2 separate regions of the Mus musculus genome follow, and region 1 is linked to region 2. Evidence: chromatin loops called from intact Hi-C (ENCODE). Cell type or tissue: left cerebral cortex. All regions are shown on one strand.

Region 1 (8,000 bases), 1.4 Mb after region 2:
TGATGAAGCAAGGAATAAAAACAGGAATGAAGCCTGAAGAGGTAGCCAGTAGCCAAAGTGCCCTACTACCCATACAAGAAAACCAGGTATGGAGGTACTAGCTTATAATTCTGGGAAGGGAGAGGCAGATGGACACCCCAGAGTCAGTGGGTAGCCAGCCTAGTCCAATCTATTAGTCCCAGGTTCTAATGAGAAACCCTGTGTTATAAAACAAGGTGGGTAGATCCCAAGAAACAACTGGAAACTGACCTTTGACTTTCAAACAAACACTAGCAGATACATACACACATATACACACACACATGCAGAGAGAGAGACAGAGAGAGAGAGACAGAGACAGAGAGAGAGAGAGAAAATAACTTAAGTGGACAAAGAGAAAGATCAACTTGCAAAAGCCATCAATAGCATTAGACATCTCTATTGGTCTAGAATACCCCGTCAGAGTTGTTCCAGCTAGGTAGAGATGGCCATCCTAGGTACTGGATGTGGCCATCTTCCAAAAAGAAAGTTCCTTTTGATCTGAGGCAGCCTTGGGCAAGTTGGGTCATCAACCCTAGGGATTGGCTGAACACTAAGCCTGTCTGCTGACAACCCCCGGACACCAAGTCCCTACTTGAGTTTATGTAGAAGGTGCACCTACCTAAAGCCTATCACAGACATTACCTGCCCTTTGGACAAAATAAGGTCAGAGAAACCTTATTTCACAGGATATACTGTCTTAAACAATTCTCCCGATCCCTGGCCTTGGGGAGTTTAAAGTCTAGTAGGCAAGTCAGCTCATAAATCATGATGATGATGTGAAGAGCAAAACAATACATAAAGAAAGAAACAGACATACCCAGTGGGGGTGTTGTGGGAACCTGAGAACACCCAGAAGACCTGGCTGCCTCAGCTTAGGGAAGTCTCCGTAGACAGGGGAGACTTCCCTAGCCACAGAGCCTCCTGTTAGACCAGTGGTTCCCAGCCTTCCTAATGCTGCTACCCTTTAATATAGTTGTGGTGACTCCCAACCACAAAATTATGTCATTGCTACTTCATAACTGTAACTTTGCTACAGTTACAAATCATAATGGAAATATCTGTTTCCAGATGGTCTTAGGCAATACCTGGGAAAGGTCTTTCCACCCCCTAGGGGGTTCCGACCCACAGTGGAGAGCCACCATATTGGAGGACTCTGCTCCCTTTTGTCTTCCAGTCTGCATTTCCTCGTTGCTTTAGTCTCTCCCTCCCTGCCAATATCTTTTGTAGGGACATAATCCTCTTCATTTCTCTTCTCACTTATTCAGCCGTTTTCCTGATTTGCTTTACCGTCTCCAGAGCAATTTCTCTCCATCTAAAGAGCTAGTCCCTCAGCCCGTTGTAAGTTAAGCTTTAAAACCTAATTGTTGTGCGACATTTTTGCACATTGACTGTGATTGCACACCTGGCAAATGGCATTTTCAAGGGATCTGTAGACTTAATGGGTTCAGGTTTCAAATATGTACATAATTAAATTTCTGATCTTAATAAAAAGACATTACAGGCTACATGCTAAGTAGAAACGAAACCGTGGAGAGGGCGGGGGGAGTGGGGACCAGAGTCAGCTAAGAAATGTTTTCTGGTGAGATTTCTAACAGGTTTTACTGCTAGCCCTCAAAGGTTATGTTACAAAATTTACAAAGGGACTATCCTCCAAAGATGCGATATTTGAGACTTAAAGTGTTGTGGCCTGAAATTCACAGAGCAAACGGAAAAACGGTTTATGGCGTGCTGACTTCATGACTGGAGGGAAGTAACACGGTGCACTGACAATAATTGGAGGATTGTAAGCCTCCTCCAAGCGCCTGGCAGCCTTCCATGGCTCTCAAGCCTCCAACCCTGGGAGGAGAAGATCAGTGATAATCTGGGCGTGCCCAGCCACAGCCTCTTCCCGGGGGAGCTTCCCACACACGGAGAGAGCAAGTGGGAACAAACTTCAGCCCCCAGCACATCACCAAGGAACGCTTTCAAGCCGGGCGCATTGACAGCACACTGGAGGCATAGTTTTGGCATGTGAAAAATGGAAAGTTCCCGAAGCGCTGCCGTCTCTGCCAAGAAAAGCCTGTGCAGTCAGGGTTATGGGCTTCTGAGCCCAGGGGGCGTCACAAGATGGGTGGGGAGGTTATCAAGATCCAACAATTAATGCTGCCTCCAGTACCTCCTCGCCTCTGAAACGGGGCGAGCCCCATCAGCCTTTGATGCTCTTTGAGAATCTGGAAGCCAAGGCATTCACTCAGGGATGCAGAGTGATCTCTGCTGCTCAGCCACCTGCAGCGCTTGGGAGCCGCCCCGGGAAAAGATTCATCCTGTCAGTGGCAAGACAGCTTCCGACTGGTTTAACCTTTGGGATGGAATCCCTTGGCTCTGGAGATGAAATGGAGCCTAAGCACACGGCCCAAAGGGGTGCCAGAGCTCTGTAAATCTGAGAATTACTCCTGGTAGTGAGAGGAGGAAGCAGATCATTAAGTTTCCGGGGTTCTGGCATGGATCCCTGCTGCCTCTGAGCTAAAAGTCACGCTGAGTGCCCCTGTGAAGAGAGCCATGGTACACCAGAAACCAAAAGCAGATCTCAAGCCCGAGTCCCGACGGCTGTTCCGGGAACAGAGACTGACTGGATAGGTGCCTGGCTTCCTGCCTAGGTTATGAGGAACCTATGGGAAGGGGCAGCTTCTCCCCACCCAGTCACCAGAACCCGAGATGCTCTCATTGTGCTACAACTCTAAACTCGTTTTCGTTGTTTGAGAATAAGCTAGTTATTCAGTTATACACTGTGCCTGTTGTGAGTTTTTCACATGTGACCTTCCAGTCAGCCTTCAGTTGGGTACGTGTCCTGTGTCGGGTGGTAGGAGAAGATTTTTAAAAAACCAAATTATTAGACATAAAATTACCAAATAATAAATAAAGGTTTAAAAGAAGAATGTGGGACTAAGGTTAAAGTAATACACACACGGAAGATTAGTTTGTATTTAAAGTGCTTTTCTTGTAAAGAATCCGGAGGAATTACTGTGTTCAGCATGTCAGTGCTCATGGTGGGACTTTGAGGGGAAACAGTTGGCAAGAATTCTAAGAGAGGGAAAATAACAGCCACTGTGTATCAAATGGTGAGTCCGTGCTTGTTAATGACACAGTAAGTGGCTTACTTATTCTTTTTCTTCAATGAAATAACAGCAGTTATCTTCAAGTGCAGAAACCATGCACAGAGGAGTTAAATGACCTGGTCAAGGACACACAGCAGAGACCTAGATGTTGCAGTTTTGTCGTCCCCTACAGGCAACTATGTGCACTTCCTCATCTCTTCTCGCTGCAGTTTAAGGAGCAGATTTTTTTAAGTTACTAAGCTATTGGTTGAAAACCTCTCCATAGGACATGTTTATGGATTATCGGTTGCCAAGGCAACCAGGACTCTGTATTCTCAGCTCTGCCTTCCAGGGCAAAGGCAGTGTGCTCTTTTCTTCCCCTTGATTATCCCTTACTGATTTCTCTCACTTCTCTCTCCTCTGTTAAGTGGTTAGACTCTTCAGGGATGTTTGAGTTTTTGCATCCCTACCACAGATGGCTGTACCATGTATGCTATATGTATTCAATGAATATTTAAATGATTGGAAAAAGATGAACCAGAGAATTGGGTATAAAGCAGGAAAAAAAACCAAGAACTAAACGGAATCAAATGCAAGAAGTAAGACTGCATTTATTGAGTACTTACCATGTGCAAAGTGTCGTGATTTCTTTAGTTCAGAAATTATTTAGCATGATCTGCTTACCCTTAGAATAAACTTGTAAAATAATGCCGTAACATTTTCCTCTCATTTATAGACAAGGGGATTAAGATGGGATGGGTTAAGCAGATTGCCTGGCTCACACGGAGACTAAAGCATAGCACGGAATCTGAAACTAGGTGTTCTGGCTCCCAAGGCCAGGCTTTTTCAGTCTCTGTCTTTCAGACTCTTTTAAAGATCATCTGTCTTGTTAAATGCTTCCTCTAAGTTCAAAGCAATCTCCTCCTGAGTCGCAGCAGACCTTCACTCTGAAGTTCCATAAGGACAACCTCGAAATGCTAATCCTATTAGAATCTAGCAGAGTCTCTGAAGTCTGTGGTTGCTCTGGCTTGCCCCTTGAGTGTCCCTCAAAGGCTTTGCTGCCAACCTGGGACGCGACTAGGAGATGGTGAGACCTTGAGCAGGGTAAGACCTGTGGGAGAAAGTGTGGCTGCTGTCAGCGTCCTCTGGTGGGGAAATTGAGGATTGCAGTCTCTTCCTCTTGATAACAGCTTCCAGGAGGTGAGCAGCTTAAAGCCACACGGTCCCATTATGAAGCTACGTCTCCTCACAGGCCTAAAGCAACAAAGACACCTGAATGTGCAATGACACTGCTGGAATCGTGAGTCCAAGTAAACATCTCCTCCTGTTAGGCTGGCAATCTCAGCTTTTTGTGATAGCCATGGAAAGTTAACTAGAACAGTGAAGAAAATATGAATTAGTAGCTAGCTGATACCTACACGGATGGTAGTTAGATGGATAAATTGATGGTTAGGTGGATTCATTAATACCTTGCTTATCTTGATAATAAAGCAAGGATAATGGCAAGAGCAGAGATGAAACATTTACTCGTACAGCAAAGAAGTTATTCTATTTGCTCAAATCGAAGCATAGCATTTTCAAATTTAATTGGTTTTATAGTAAGCATAGAAGTAAAATTTATTTTCATCTTCATATGCCTTGAAATGTAATTAAATAGTTTTAAAGATATTTAAAGTACATATTTAGCCACTTAAAATGGAACGACGATTGGGTTTAACAATGAAAGCCAACATTTTCATGCAGTAGGTTGTCCAAAGAATTTATTGAGAGAGAAAATTGAAGATACATCAAAATATCCCGTAATGTGCTCTGCCCTGCATGTTTGTTCTGCCTTTTTGTCCTTTCTGTAACACTTGAGTGCAGCAATTATGGACTAGGAATGACGAGCTTGAAACATTGACTGGAGAACAGATCTGTAATCTGGTGACAGGTGAGTGTGCAAAAGGCAGTGCCCCTAATGTTTTGTAGAATGCTAGGAGAAACATTTACATTAATTTGTAAATGGGCATATGCACAAATGTAATTTGTCTCACAAATTACATGACAGTCCTCCGCAATAACCACAATATAGCTCCATAATTCCATATCTGAAGCATTATGGACTACGTGTGCTCCAAATTGAGAAATATCAGGACATTGGTAATACATGCTATGGGTAGCATCTGGAACAGCACTCATCTTTAACATTAATGTTCCACTCGTGAAAACAGGAGCAGAGTCACACTAAATGAAGTAAATACATTCCATGCAGTTTTGCATCATTTCAGGTGTGATTTGGCTGCTGAATGGCTTTGTCTCAAACTTATTAGCAACCGAATATCCAAACCTCTTGTCTTCAGAATTGCGGGTGAAGGTGGGGGTGGGGGTGGGGGTGGGGGTGGGGGTGGGTGTTCTATTTCTTGATTTTTTTTTTTGCATGCATCATTAAACCTGGGAAACTGTACGGAAACAGGCACATATCAAACCGCATAGAGGAGCTAGCACACATTCATTCATCCGTTTGTTTGCCCTTAATTCGACCAGTGTGACACAAGCTACAGAAAACAAGCCAGTTAGACTTGGCGATGCATTTTTGATATGAAGCTGATGAGTCTGAACCTGGGGGAAATCTGTTTCTAAAAGGCCTGCCCATCTTTTCTCCTTGGGACAGAGCTCTTCTTGCTGATACTGGCCCTGTACACGCAGCGTATTTGCTCTCAACAGAGTCCTAGCGTTGGGTGAGCACCGAAAAGAAGCAATTCCGTGGGGTCTGAGCAGAATTCTATTTACTCTAAGGGGCTTTCAATGAGCCAGATGAGTAGCTTTTCTGAGGTTTAAAGAAAGGAATGGGGCGGTGGGGGCAGGGGGAGAAACAGTGAAAATTGAAGATAGTGCCACAGGACAGTGCTTGGGGAGAGCGAGAGGCAGGAGCCACAGTTGACAAATGCGTCCTAGATACAGGTTGGGAAACTGCTTTGTCACTTTCTTTCCCGGCCTCTAATTCCCTCTCGTCATTGAACTAAAAGAGTAGGTGTGCCAGACTGAGAGGACAGGCTTGCCCTCTCTCAGGTCACATCGATTTTCCCACTCCATAATGGGTCATGCACCAGGCTGCTTAACAGGGAAACTTTGCGCCCAGGACCCAGGGCGATGGAAGAAGGTAGGCAGGGTCCTGGGCAAGCCTGGAAAGAGAAGTTTAAAGCAGCGAGAGCCTTGGTGCCTACAGGGTGAGATGATAAATCATGTCAGCAAGGCTAGATCCAAAGAGGAGACAGAAATATCACAGGGGAAGGAGTGATTCGTCTTGTGGGGAGACGGCCTCCACAGCATTCGGAAGGCTAGGTTTTGTAATCCCACAGCCCACGCAGGGCAGGAGCTCAGTGAGCAAGGACAGTACCTCCTGGGAGTACTGAACTGAGAGGCTGAGTGAAAAGGAACTTCAGAGCCGACCCTGAAGAAGCAGGTAAGAGCAATCTGCGTATGGCCAGGCCTGGCCACTCAGTCCCCGCCTCCCGACACATACACACAGCTGGCCAGCACAGCCACCAGGTACTGGTCAAGGGACCTGACCTTCTGGTTCTATGGCAATCCTCGTGGGCTGGCTTCTGGCCCAGGTGCCCATGGAGTAAAGCTTCCCCAATAGCTACAGTTTCTGTACTAAACTTGCTGCTTCTCCTGGGGTACCTGTGATTAAAAAAAAAAAAAAAAAAAAAAAAAAAAAAAAAAAAAGGCAAGCCTGTTGCTAGGGCAATAGCATACAACACAATCTTCCCTCGACCCAGAAAAACCTCTCCACAAAGATAGCGGAGACAGAAACAAATCAGTTTAATTGGAGAATAAACATGAAGTCAGGCCGTGGCACACACGAGGTGGTGGGCAGTTCAGTAAGAAGAGGTAAAGCCAATCACATACCGCCTGTTACACAGGTCTCAAAATTAACCACTGGCCCTCAAGTCAGAGGACTCAACTGTACCGGGTAACAGCTGGTAACTGTTGCTTTGTTGGGTTCAAGCAGAAGAAAAGACAACCTTTATCTGGCAGGTGACAGTTCTGGAGTTTGGAGCTATGTGCTGCTGAAGTGAGGCTCCTATGGCCTTGCAGAGACAGCAAGGGTGAGAATGGGTGCCATCTCCTTTGATGTGCCTGAGTTTCAAAGAAATGAAGCCCAGGTCCTGGAGAAAGACACTCCCCAGTCATCAGACTCACAAAAGACCTGTTTAGTTTCAAAGGATGCTCAGACATTTCAGGTAAAGAAAAGAATATTTATAATTATAGGCTTCTAACATAAATGGTCTAGGATAAAGGGGAGGGGAGGGACTCTCATCGCTTATTTTTAACAGGGAGAGTTTATGCTATCTTTTTTAATTTTCAACTGTCTTTGTAATCCTACTGCTAGGTATTGTTATTTGTTGTTGTTTTGGGGTTGGGGGGCGATCATTCTCTGGTAGATTCTAATAGGCTACTCAAAATAGTGATTTTTGTTTTTGAACATGGAAACCAACTGTGAGCTTTGTGGCCTATCCTGGAGATGAATTAAAAGAAGCTCTCAGAATCCAAATCTCTGGAAAGAAGTGGCAGTGGCCTCTACAAAAGGCTCTGGAGGCTGCTGATGCTCCTTCAGGGGAAAAACTCACTGTCTAAATTACAACATCCAACTCCACCCAGTGAGACAGATCAACCCTGCACAAGATGCACAGATATAGATAGTTTGAAGGAATTATTTTCTAGATTCTCACATCTCTTTTCTCATTTTTTTTTAAAAAAGGTCTGTTAGACTATGGCTATGGTCTTCTCCACTACTTCTTTCTCTTCCAAGTGTTCCTGGTCATAGTCTCCTTCTGCATGAATGGGAAGACACAACATGCAGGTCTGTGCTTTCAGGTAGTCAATGTCTTAACCGGATCTACAAGCTTTTACTAAAACTCT
Region 2 (8,000 bases):
AAGCTTGCCTTGCTATTACGAAAATACCCAAGATACAATTAACAGACCACATGAAACTCAAGAAGAAGAAAGACCAAAGTGTGGATGCTTCAGTCCTTCTTAGAAGGGGAAGCAAAATACTCAAGGAGGGAAATGCGGAGTCAAAGTATGGAGCCTCTTGTGACATAGTGAAGTTTTGTATAGATAAAACCAGTCAAAATTCAATCTTCTGTCCTCTCACCTATAGGAAATTCTTAGTTCCCCTTTTATGACTTTAGTTAATGGTTTTACAACCTCTTGGAAAGTCCTCAAAGTTGCAAATGCCTGGTTACTATCCCAGAAGCAATTAACTCCTGACACTTGAAGACTTAATGCAGTTTTGACATCAGAAAGGGCATTAATAGCAATTATTATAAAGAGCTTCATAATTACTAATATAATTTTAGGAATTCTTATAGGATCATCATTAATAATTAAGAATCATCTTTTTGTCTATGTAGCATTACTAAAATAAAGTACATCTTTATTCTGCAGAAGTCTGCTCAAAAGTGTGGACTAATACCTAGTGATTGCTATATATACTTAATAATTACAAGAAAAGTATATTAATAAAAGGAATCTTTCCTAAAACAATTCCTGGACCTCACATGCAGAAGCAAATCTATCATAGATTTTAATCCATGGCAGAACCATCTTAGGAAAATGACCTGCTAGCGTTTAACTTCTTTCTGATGGCTCCTGGCATAAGTGAGTTACAATGTACATAAATTACATGTACATTCCTATAAAGGAAGTGATAATAATTTGTATAATCCTATTTTATGTACACATGTAACTTTTAGAAACAATCCTTCTCGGTACTCTATGACAATCATTGGTTTTAAGGAACTACTAAAAATCCGTGGATATGTATAGTAAACTTTCTTAGCGTAAGGTTTTATTTCTTTTGTGGAATGGGGATGCCTATGCTACTAATAAAAAGATGTTCAAGTTTTGTTATCCAGATAAAGAAAGTGAACCTATGTTTGTTAAACTACTAAAATTTGATGATTTAAATGTCACAGAATTTTGTGAGCATTCTATGTCAGGAACATAGACAAATAAATATATTTGTGTCTTTGGACAATGTCAGAATTTGCTGATGAAGAATTACTACACAAAGTTTAATAGCTTCCATGATAACAACTTGTCATAATAAATTTGCCTAGTTTGGTAGTCCGGTAGACAAAAGTAAAAGTTCTGTGTTCCAAATTTAATTACTAATATTAAGTATCATTTTGTAGAGGAATTTTAATCCAGCAACATAGCTTCTCTGGCAAAGGAACACATCCAAAGACATTTTAGGTCAGTGTGGTCTGGCTAGAATGCAACACTTTTTATCCCTCTGGCTGGAATACAGACATGCATACTTTAACACTAACAATGGAGGCAAGGTTGGTTTGTAGAAGGCAGTAGCCATGTTTGAAAGTGATGTCTAATTGAGGGGATGACAAAGAGAGGAATGAGAAAAAGATTGGGTAGAATGAGTCACAGATAGGATCCCCCTCAGATAGTCTCTCCCTTATACCCCATCCACTTCTTGTCTGAGAGGATGGAGATCCTCACCCTAACACATTAAGCTTCTGCAGGCTCATCCTCTCCCACTGAGGAAACCCAGTTAAGGAAACATATTCACAGACAGACTTTAGGGACAGGCAGTCTTAGGGATAGCCCCTACTTTGGTTGTTGTGGCATCCACATAAAGACGAAGTTTCCCATCTGCTACATATATGGGGGCATGCTAGATCCAGCCCATGCATGGTCTTTGGTGGTTCAGACTCTGAGAGCCCTAAGGGTACAGATTAGTTCACACTGTTAGTCTTCCTGTGGAGTTCCTACCTTGTGGCCTTCATTTCTTCCTCTAAGTTATCCATACATGTCTCCTCGATCCATCCAGTGTTTGGCTGTGGGTAACTGGATCTGTTTCCATCAGCTGCTGGGTGGAGCCTCTCAGAAGACAGTTATGCTAGGCTTAGGTCCGTGCGTATGGTTCCGGATCAGTAAGACTAATGAAGGTGGGCAGAGAGGTGGCAGGAAAATCTGGACATTTTCTTGAATGATGATTGTTGTACAATGTGGTCAATGCTCTCTGGGAAGTGTACATAGCAAGTCTGAGGAGCAAGTCAGTAAGCAGGATTTCTCTAGGGTTTGTGCTAAGTTCCTGCTTCCAGGTTTCTGCTGTAAGTTCCTGCCGTGACTTTACTTCACGATGAAGTAAAAATTATAAACTGAAATCAAGCCTTTCCCCTCTACATTGCTATTGATCATGGTGTTTTAGTAGAAAGCAGCCAAATGCATAGTGTGTAGTGCTACTCAATACCATTTTAGCTATTCTTTCTATACTGAAAGAGGAGTCTTTTGAACAGATCTGTTGTTGGGAACCAAGTATCAGCATAGCTGTGGAGTTGTAGGCTCTGTTTCCCTGCATCAGAATCTGGTTGTGATTGTCTTATAATATATAAACTGCCAGTCCCTATGTTGTATAATAATTCTTAAAATTCTATTTTAAAAATGTGAGGAGGCAGAAGTAAATAAGCTCTTTAGAAATTAGACGAGGCTTGTATGAAAGATGTCCGTAAGCTTTTATGAAAGGATTTAATTTGTACACAGGATAATGGTGGGAATGTAGGAAGACTGACGAATTAAAGAAAAAAACCTCCTTCTTTGAAAGTTCATAGAAGACATATAGACATTTCAAGGAGATTTTGTTGCAAAAGAGCCATCTTCTATGAAATAATTTCTATTTGTAGTTCTTAAAGGCCCTATAGAGTTGTAGTTTGCTAGCAATAGACACAACTTTATTTGCAAATAAAAATTTCATCACATTTGTAATTACACACAGTTTCTGCAATTAATAAAACAACATCGGATATCTGTAACAGACCCAGAGTATAAAACAAACAAACAGCAACAACGACACAAAAACCTCTTCGGCCTGCTAAAGCTCCGATCTTCATCATTGATATGAGTATAAAGCATATAAATGATATGACTGGCCTTATTTTGATTAACCTGTTTAACTGCTACTAAGTTCTTACAGTTTAACTCTCCCTTCTTTTATTTCAATCTAAGTGTTTCACATTTTATTTCTATTTCAGCAAAAGGCATTCATTTGTAATTTGTTGTAGTAACAGTTTCCATGAGTAAAAATGATACATTGAAACTTACAGGCATTCAGGACCTCTTCCCTAGCAGAGGTATTACTTCAGGTTTGAACATGATTAGTGAAAAAAATTCAGATAGGAAAATTGAAGGTATAAAGGAGTAAGTAATTCGAGAGAGAGCAATTGGCATGGTAAATGCATTAAAAGAAACATAGACATGCTGTGAGTAGCTATAAAAAGATCCCTTGTGTTGAAACTCAGACATGTCTACAGATAGGTAAGTTTCTCAGTGAATGGAAGAACTAAAACTATGGACTTTTATTCGTAGGCTTAACGACCAACATGGAAAAAAATAATAATAACCGGGGAAATAATTATATTTGCCACCAGATGGCGCCAAATACCCTTCGACTCATCTGCCAGCTTGCTTGGCTCCTTTACCATTTTGAAATCTGTAGTTGAATTTAAGAATAAAACAGAAACACGGTGTTTTAAGTAGTTAAAATAATTAAAATTTGAACCTAGCCATTACCTTTGATGGTTTAATCATAAGTGAATTCATGCATTTTAATCACAGATATTAAATGGGTTTATTAGCTCACATTAAGGAATGGGGAAAGGTAAATGTTCATATTTGGTAAGTTTATTCTTCCTTAAATATCTTCAGCAAACTGCAGTTAAAGTTTTATTTGAAGCACTAATAATAATGCCAAAGCGAATTTTGAAATCTTACTTATTTCTATGATTGTAAATGCTTTTTTAAATACCTGTTTATAACTGATGATCAAGGATTTCAAGAATATTTTTAGCTGGGAGATGATGCACACGCCTTTAATCCCAGAAATTTGGACCCAGTGACAGGCAGATCTCTCCGAACTCAAGGACATCCTGGTCTACAGAGCAAGTTTCAGAACATTGAAGGCTACACGGAGAAATTCTGTCTGGAAAAAAACAAATAAAACAAAACAAAACAAAACAAAACAAGAAAGAATATTTTTTCACCAATGATTTCAGTGTGTGTATTTTATTTTAAAAATATGAAATTAAAAATGTTAACTTCTTATGCTGTTTATATATATAATATTTCTTTAGCCCTGAGTTTAAAATGCCCAATTTTAATGCTTTTTTTGTAATTCTGAAAGCAAGTTGATGGTCTCATTGAGAAATGCACAGCTTCTTTAAAACTTTCAATACAATCAACTATATAATCTATAGATATTGATTGAAAATGACAAAGCAATATGATGTTTTGATAGTAGTGAAATGAAAATCTGAAGTCTAAGCTGTAGGGTTGTGTGCTGAGCGGGTTTAAATGTGGAAACATGGGCTGGCTAGCGTTCAAAAGTTCAGTGGGATCCTTAGTGGAGTCTGTTAGTGAGTGATTGAAAGTTTCTACATCAATGGTGTTAAAAGAGAAAGTCTGCAACATGAAGCCTGGAATATAAAGTCTATGTGAATACTGATATAATCCTACCTATTTAAAGAAGCCCAGTATCAACAAGAATGAGCATACCATCTATATTTTAAAGAGAATCCAGCCTGTATTTTATGAACAATAATAGCAATTTCAGAACAACTTTTCATTAAGTAAAAGAAAACCATCAAGGTTAAAAAAAAATTTAAATTAGGTACAAATCCTATATTTTAACTTATCTTAGAAAAGCATGTTAAGTTCAAAGCTATATATACTTCATGTATTTTTTTTTTGATTAACTGGTCGTCTATTAGTTATTTATTTAATAGATACCTCTTTACTCTTTAGTCGAAGTAAACCTATGGTGGACTGCAACATAAGTTATTGACAAAGTCATATGAGTTTAAGAGGGGAAAATATGGGAACACAAGTACATGTGTGTGCACTGCTGTTTATAATTTCGTACTAGATGTGGTCAAGAAAAAGCGAAACCTTAAAAGCAATACTGTTAACAAAACACTGGAGAGAGCTGGACAGAATGCTCACTTGCTGCGCTTATGAAGGCAATGGTTCAGTTCTAAACATAAAAGCAATAAGAAAAAAAAAAGCCTAAAATAACAAAGCAAACAAACCAATGGCAAAAACCAACAAACAAAACCACCTGTTTGAAATTCCAACTCATTGAGATCTTTCTGACACATCCTTCTGGTTTCCTGTGGGAACCAGGCATGTGTGCAGTGCACTTATGTACATGTATGTAATATATATCATACACTATAGATATTATATGATATATACATGTATGTATGCAATATACATATGCATTATATGGTATAAATATTATATAGATCTTTATAATAGAATTCATTAAAGTTAAAATTGTAATTATATATGTGTATATAGAGTAAGTGGTCAATAATTGCAATGAAATGGAAAAAAGTATACTTTACAACTAATCATAATTTGGAAATAACTTGGATTAGTATTAATTATTATATTAATTAATTGATTCATCAAACTGATTTCTTTAAAAATTAAAGTAATAAATTTGTGCTTTTTATTCTTAATTACAAATTTAATAGAAATTCACATGTATTCCTCCCAACACATTTATAAGTTTTGCATGATGAAGACACTTCTACTCTAAATGTGATTAAATAATACATGGGAGAGTGGAAGTTTGAAAACAATGAAATGAAATTGTCATTGTGAAGTTCTGACATCTACATTGCTTTTGGGCTTGAAAGTTGAACTTCGAAAGAGCTTTAATAGCATGTGTGCACTTCTAGTTTTATTTTCCTATGTGACTTTAATATTTTCCATATTTATTATTAGCCGCTCTCATCATCATTATCGTTATCTTAAATGCACTGTTATTTATTTACACATAAGGCTACTTGCACCATAGCAAAACATTTTAGCTATTTAGAGGAGATTAAGCAGACGGTGATGTTTTCATAAAACGAGGTCCTTGGCATCTGTCAGTTTATTATTTCTTAAAGGAAACTTAGAAATTCTTTATGTGTTGGGGTAGAAAAGTAAAGGTCCATGTGCACTCGCTTCCATGGACATCAAAAATAGAGGTCAACTTGTGTGTCTTTTACTATTGCTTTAGGTCTTCTTATTTTTTTTAAGGCATTTTTTTTTAGATATTTTCTTCATTTACATTTCAAATGCTATCCCCAAAGCCGCCTATCCCCTCTCCCCACTGTGCTCCCCAACCCACCCACTCCCACTTCCTGGCCCTGGCATTCCCCTGTACTGGCACATATGATCTTCGCAATACAAAGGGCCTCTATACAAATAGGCAGTGTATCTCTCTCCACTGAGCCCTTGGGTCATCATTTGGACAGATTAGCTTGGAGGAAAACATGTACATTTAATAGTCTGTTTTATCAAGAGAGAAAAAAAATATCTACACAAACTATAATGATTGAACTTCGACCTAGGCACAGTAAGAGTCAGTTGAATTTGTTACTAGGCATTTGAGTTAGGGATAATAAACCTGTCCATAGGAAAAAATACTAAACAAATGATTCTGCTTTTTGAAAAGGAGCAAGGTAGATTTAAATGCAGAATCCCAGATGCCATGAAAGGAGAAGGTGAAGGGGAGTAAATGTGGCTGGAGTGATGAAGGCTAAAGTCCAGTTAGATGGGATGGATGAGGCCTGGCCATTCACAGAATTGGAAGGGACATAAACATCTACTCCATATTTTAGGTTACTTATATGATGCTAAAGGGAAAGTAAAGACAAGGAAAGAAAATGACCATGACTTCCTCAAATACACATTCTTTGCTAAGTTGACATATCACACTGTCTCCCAGTAAGGTGTAAAATTAACATATGTTAATTAGATACCAAGAAAACTTGAAAGGAGGAACAGCTGAGTGGGTGGAGATCACCCTCATAGAGGCAAAGAGTAGAGGCAAGAGGGGGAGGCTTGGGGAGGGAAACCCAGGAAGTGGGGACAAACATTTGAAAACAAAATGTTTACTAAAAAAAAATCCAAAAGTCTGAAAACCAAAAGCCTAGTGATTTCTTGATTATAATATCTTTCTGAAAATAAAGTTTTTCTTTATTTTAAGAGAGAAATGAAACATGGGCAAAATATTAAAAAAAATATAAGAAGAAAACACAAAATTCACCACTTTGAAGGTGTTGGCTGAAAATATAAGGCATATAAAAGATAATAAATGTAATAACTGGTGTTCTCTTATTCAAAATGAGAGAATTTTTTAGTTTTTTAAAATTTATTCACTCATATATTTCACAAACATCAAGGTCTTATTTCATAAAAATCAAAATAGAGTAATGCTGGCTATTCCCTCTCACTGCAGTTAAGTTTGAAATTGTTCCTGAGAATGACATAGAAGGCAATCTAAAGTTTGATGAGATTTCAGAAAAAGCCACATTCAATTCTCTGGGAAACAAGAGCCATGTAAATCAAATGACAATGTTCCTGAAAGTTTGCAAAGAATGGAGTGTCACCTGGGTTGATAAAGGTCACAATAACAGATTTTCATCTGAATTACAAAATGTTATGTTTCACTCCTCACAGACAGGGTTCTTAACACTTGTACTAAGTAGGTAAAACTCTCCAAGTGTGAAATTTCTCAAACTCATGAACCATGTTGTGGTCCATGAATCACTGAAGAAAAGATAGACCCATAGAAAGATGAACTTTATAGCTGCTTCTTTTAAACAAGCCTCAGGAGAGGAAGTACATTTGATTGAAGATTACCAAAAAATTAAAACAGTAAACTGATAGATGTTGATGCAGACAATGGCCTAAAACTGGAGAGCAGAGAGCTGAAGTCAAAACACCAAATTGGAAAGCCTTATAAATACTTATCAGTCAGTGTTCACATGCACCAATCATGCTACATGTACTATACTGAGAAATATATCACCCCCTCTCTTCCTTTCTTTCTTTCTTTCTTTCTTTCTTTCTTTCTTTCTTTC

The links. Hi-C counts contacts between places; a loop is a spot of excess contacts. Peaks named below come from ENCODE experiments on the same cell type or tissue, not always from the same donor. Only the 100,000 strongest peaks of a DNase experiment are listed, where the experiment ranks them.
Region 1: it touches region 2 in a loop (4-fold over the local background); 4 of 42 quality-filtered maps call a loop at or near these places.

The regions. Positions count from the first base shown.
Region 1 is chr14:87,562,601-87,570,600 of GRCm38, reverse strand. No RefSeq gene overlaps it. Among named protein-coding and RNA genes, the nearest start is that of Tdrd3, 150 kb to the right of the region's middle. In left cerebral cortex, CTCF peaks have their summits at 3,288 and 4,243 (motif pointing left); DNase peaks (open chromatin) are centred at 1,901, 2,254, 3,295 and 4,161; H3K4me3 peaks cover 1,093 bases; H3K27ac peaks cover 543 bases.
Region 2 is chr14:88,977,609-88,985,608 of GRCm38, reverse strand. No RefSeq gene overlaps it. Among named protein-coding and RNA genes, the nearest start is that of Gm41225, 350 kb to the right of the region's middle. In left cerebral cortex, a CTCF peak has its summit at 3,525 (motif pointing right); a DNase peak (open chromatin) is centred at 3,506.